Linked DNA regions of Homo sapiens: region 2 is linked to region 1. A link is an interaction called in ENCODE POLR2A ChIA-PET data of the cell type or tissue named here. Cell type or tissue: PC-9. All regions are shown on one strand. Region 1 has its middle 8.3 kb from the start of CRKL. Region 2 overlaps PI4KA (phosphatidylinositol 4-kinase alpha).

The links. Peaks named below come from ENCODE experiments on the same cell type or tissue, not always from the same donor. Only the 100,000 strongest peaks of a DNase experiment are listed, where the experiment ranks them.
Region 2: POLR2A ChIA-PET joins it to region 1 with 8 read pairs; 6 of 35 experiments call an interaction of 5 or more read pairs at or near these places.

Annotation. Positions count from the first base shown.
Region 1 is chr22:20,907,827-20,910,326 of GRCh38, reverse strand. No RefSeq gene overlaps it. Among named protein-coding and RNA genes, the nearest start is that of CRKL, 8.3 kb to the left of the region's middle. RefSeq lists an enhancer at 173-352. In PC-9, no CTCF peak of the experiment used is centred here; no DNase peak of the experiment used is centred here.
Region 2 is chr22:20,842,523-20,845,022 of GRCh38, reverse strand. All of the region lies in intron 1 of PI4KA (phosphatidylinositol 4-kinase alpha), which reads left to right. Among named protein-coding and RNA genes, the nearest start is that of PI4KA, 15 kb to the left of the region's middle. In PC-9, no CTCF peak of the experiment used is centred here; a DNase peak (open chromatin) is centred at 1,312.

The DNA of each region.
Region 1 (2,500 bases):
TTATTCCATGCACACTATTCAAGAGAAATGTATTTGTCAGTGATTTTATATTCAGCATTGGCACCTCAAATAAACAACAATTGAGCACTAATGGTAACATCTATCAAGTCGTTGATAATCAAGGAAAATCATTCAAAATCATTTTTCTTTGGACACTTTTCTTCTGCTACGACAAACACAATTTAATGAACTCACCGCCAGTAAGCAGCTTTCTTTGGCTAACACATAAGCCCCTTGGAAACTTACTTTTGCAGTTTCATTTTCATTTTTTCTTTTCTTTTTTTTTTTTGAAACAGGGTTTCACTCTGGCACCCAAGTTGGAGTGCAGTGGCATGATCACAGCTCACTGCAGCCTCTACCTCCAGGGCTCAAGTGATTCTCCCACCTCAGCCTCCCAAGTAGCTGGTACTATAGGCATGTGCCACCACACCTGCCTAATTAAAAAATTTTTTTTTGTACAGGCAGGGTCTTGCTATGTTGCCCAGTCTGGTCTCAAACTCCTGGGCTCAAGTGATCCTCCCACCTTGGCCTCCCAAAGTGTTGGGATTATAAGCATGAGCTACCACACCCAGCCTCATTTTTCATTTTTGTGCAGAAATTCTGATAAGATGTTCCATTTGAAATTTTCCTATTTTTTTTCTTTATTTCTTTCTTTTTTTTTTTTTTTCCTTTTTCTGAGACGGGTTTTGCTTTGTCACCCAGGCTGGAGTGCGGTGGCATGATCACAGCTCACTGCAGCCACGACTTCCTGGGCTGAGGCAGTCTTCCCACCTCAGCTTCCCAAGCAGCTGGGAGCACAGGCACATGCCACCACTCCTGGCCAATTTTTTTTTTTTTTTGGTAGTGATGAGGTCTTGCTGTGTTACCCAGGATGGTCTCAAATTCCTGGGCTCAAGCAGTTCTCCTGCCTCAGCCTCCCAAAGTGTTGGGATTACAGGCATGAGCCACAGCACCTAGCCAAAATTTTCCAATTTTTCTGACTGTTGCTTTCCTATAAATTGGTAATACTGTGATGACTGCTTAGTCTAAGTTAACATACATTTTATTCTTTTAGCACAGATACGGTGTCACTGCATAATAAACACAATACTTCGCAATTGTATGCTTTTTTTTTTTTTGAGACAGTTTTACTCTTGTCACCCAGGCTGGAGTGCAGTGGTGCAATCTCGGCTTACTGCAACCTCCGTCTCCCGGGTTCAAGTGATTCTTCTGCCTCAGCCTCCCAAGTAGCTGGGATTACAGGTGTGAGCCACTGCGCCCCCGACCTTGCAATTGTATACAGTAACAAAATAATCTACACTTTGCCTTGAAAGTGTGACATCCAAAGTCTACTTTTCTGGCCTGGTGTGGTGGCTCATGCCTGTAATCGCAGCACTTTGGGAGGCTGGGGCAGGAGGATCACTTGAGGTCAGGAGTTTGAGACCAGCCTGGGCAACATAGCAAGACCCCATTTCCACAAAAAATTTTTAAAAATTAGCTGTGCATAGTGGCCCCAGCTACTCAGGAGGCTGAGGTAGGAGAATTGCTTGAGCCCAGGAGGTCAAGGCTGCAGTTAGCTGTGATTAAACACCACGGCACTCCAGCTTGGGCATTGAGACAGCGAGACCCTGTCTCAAAAAAAGAAAATTATACTTTTCTTCTTTTGATACAAGAACGTGCATTGGCAATTTTTTTTTTTTTTTTTTTTGAGAAGGAGTCTTGCTCTGTCGCCAGGCTGGAGTGCAGTGGCATGATCTCGGCTCACGGCAACCTCCGCCTCCCAGGTTCAAGTGATTCCTCTACCTCGGCCTCCTGAGTAGCTGGGACTACAGGCACCCACCACCACACCTGGCTAATTTTTGTATTTTTAGTAGAGATGGGGTTTCACCATGTTGATCAGGCTGGTCTCGAACTCCTGACCTTGTGATCTGCCCACCTCAGCCTCCCAAAGTGCTGGGATTACAGGCGTGTGCCACCACGCCTGGCCAAAATACTGCTGAATTATAATTGCAGCACTCCAACTTGTAGTGCACTGAGCAGCAGCACAAAGGGATGAGAGTGCCAGGTACGTGTCTGCCACAACTACTCAACTCTGCCATTGTAGTGGGAAAGCAGCCACACTGTATGTGACTTTGTCCCAATAGGTTTAGGTACAGCTATATTCCAGGAAAACTTTATTTATGGGCCCTGAAATTTGAATTTCACATAATCTTCATGTATCATGAGATATTCTTTTGATTTTCCCCCCAACCGTTTAAAGATGTAAAAACCACTCTTGACTGGGTGCGGTGGCTCACGCCCAACACTTTGGGAGGCTGAGGTGGGTGGATCACCTGAGGTGAGACCAGCTTGATCAACATGGAGAAACCCTGTCTCTACTAAAAATACAAAAGTAGCCAGGCGTGGTGGCACATGCCTGTAATCCCAGCTACTTGGGAGGCTGAGGCAGGAAAATTGCTTGAACCCGGGAGGCAGAGGTTGCGGTGAGCCAAGATCGTGCCATTGCACTCCAGCCTGGGCA
Region 2 (2,500 bases), 65 kb after region 1:
TGGTCAGATTTTGGGCTTAATGACTTTTTATAATGACCCACTCCCCCTAAGACCCCTAAAAACAAACAACTTGCTAGTTTATTGTAAAATTCTGATTCTGAAAAGCCATTTGATGTTATTTTTCTTTTCATTTTTTCAAAGACTAGAGGGTTAATGCTTTATCCTGCATTAGGACTTTGACCTCTCTGTGTCTGTTTCATCATATGTAAAAGGGGGATGATTAATAATAGCTACCTAATGAGCTGTTGTGAGGATTAAATAAGATAATATAGATGAACACATGATAAATGTTCAATATGTGTTAGCTGTCATTATTTGGAGAATGGCACCCACCAGAACTGGGTGTGATGGTTTCTGTAGGACCCAGGTTCAAGTTTTCAGATGTCTTTCTAATAAGAGTCCCAGTTTCCAAGAGCATTTTGCTCCAGGCTTTCAGGGCCCTCTGTCGTTTAGTTTCTGACTTGTGTTATTTGCTAGTTGTATTATTTTTATTAGTTTTGTAACTCCTGCTGGATTGTAACGCTCATGAGGGAGTGACTGTACATTATATATTACTTCATTTGAGAGTTCTTCCATCCGTCCCTCCATTCATTCAGTAAGGCAGCAGATACTTGTTCAGTGTCAACTGCATGCCAGCACTGTGCCTGGTACTGACTATATGACAATTATCACAGTGTAGTTAAACCCTGCTTTCTAGTAGCCCTGTACCTCTTTTCTTTCCTCCTCACCTTATCAAATGTCTGTGACCTTGGCCGCTTTAGTCCCATTAAGTAGTTGTTAAAGTTCTGAAATGTGTAGGGTGCAGTGGAGTGATGAGGAGGTCACAGGCCTCTCTGCAGTGAGAGGATAAGTATACAAGTAACTGTAAGACATCAGGAAGGTAATTATCTTGAGAAATACAGAGTTCTATGTGAGCTATTGAGAGATATGATGGGAGATATTACATCAAGTTGCTGGGGTCTGGAAAATGTTTGAGAGTTTTGAGACAGTTGAGATGGATCTTGGAAGGATGGGTTGAATTTTTATAGGGGAGATAGGGCAGGTTGGACAAAATGTTTCAGATGGGTCAAAACCATGGAAGAGGCCAGGCAGGGAGAAATGAGAATTGATACATAGCGGCCTGGGTTTATGAGAGAAGTTTTGGGGCTGGGAGTGTGCACTGAGTGTTCATTGGGCAATGGGGAACCATTGAAGGTATATGAACCAGAAGTGGAAATATTGGAGTAGGAAGAGACAAAATGAGAAGGAAGATGTAGTTAGGAACCTGTTGCCTCAGGTGCACTTAACTTATCTGGACCTAGTTGCCTAACCTGTAAAACAGGAATAGGATAACACATGGCCTGCCTGAAAGTGAACGTTTGCTGGTTGCATCTGTGCAACCTCTCCTGACCTTAGACCTACACTTCTTCATATGTTTGGGAGTTGTCAGTGATCCTTAGGCCTGCAGTTCAGGTAAGCATATCAGTGCAGCACATGAACTTCGGTATATTCTGTATTTCTTTTCTTTTTCTTTTTTTGTTTGGAGATAGGGTCTTGCTTTGCCACCCAAGCTGGAGTGTAGTAGTGTGATCACAGCTCACTGCAGCCTTAACCTGCTAGGCTCAAGCGATCCTCTAGCAATCTTCCCTCCTCGGATCCCCGAGCATCTAGGACTACAGGGGCATGCCACCGTGCCTGGCTAATTATTAAATTTTTTGTAGAGACAGGGTCTTGCCATGTTGCCCAGCCTGGTCTTGAACTCCTGGGCTCAAGCAGCCCTCCTGCCTCAGCCTTCCAAATTGCTGGGATTACAAGCGTAAGCCCATGCCTGGCCGTATTTTTTTCTGATTCTAAAGTTATCAATATTTTTTATAGAAAATATGGGAAATACAGAAAATAATAAAGAAGGAACTAAATATTGTCTGTAATTTTTTTTTTTTTTTTTTGAGACGGAGTCTCGCTCTGTCGCCCAGGCTGGAGTGCAGTGGCGCAGTCTCGGCTCACTACAAGCTCTGCCTCCCGGGTTCACGCCATTCTCCTGCCTCAGCCTCCCAAGTAGCTGGGACTATAGACGCATGCCGCCACGCCTGGCTAATTTTTTGTATTTTTAGTAGAGACGGGGTTTCACTGTGGTCTCGATCTCCTGATCTCGTGATCCGCCCACCTCGGCCTCCCAAAGTGCTGGGATTACAGGCGTGAGCCACTGCGCCCGGCCTTTTTTTTTTTTTTGAGACAGAGTCTTGCTCTGTGGCCCAGGCTGGAGAGTGCAGTGGCACAATCTCGGCTCACTGCTATCTCCGGCTCCTGGGTTCAAGCAATTCTTGTGCCTCAGCCTCCCGAGTAGCTGGGATTATAGGCCCAGGCCACCACACCTGGCTGATTTTTGTATTTTTAGTAGAGATGGAGTTTTGCCATGTTGGCCAGGATAGTCTCGAACTCCTGGCCTCATGTGATCCGCCCACCTCAACCTCCCAAAGTGCTGGGATTACAGGTGTGAGCCACGGTGCCCGGCCTATTGCCT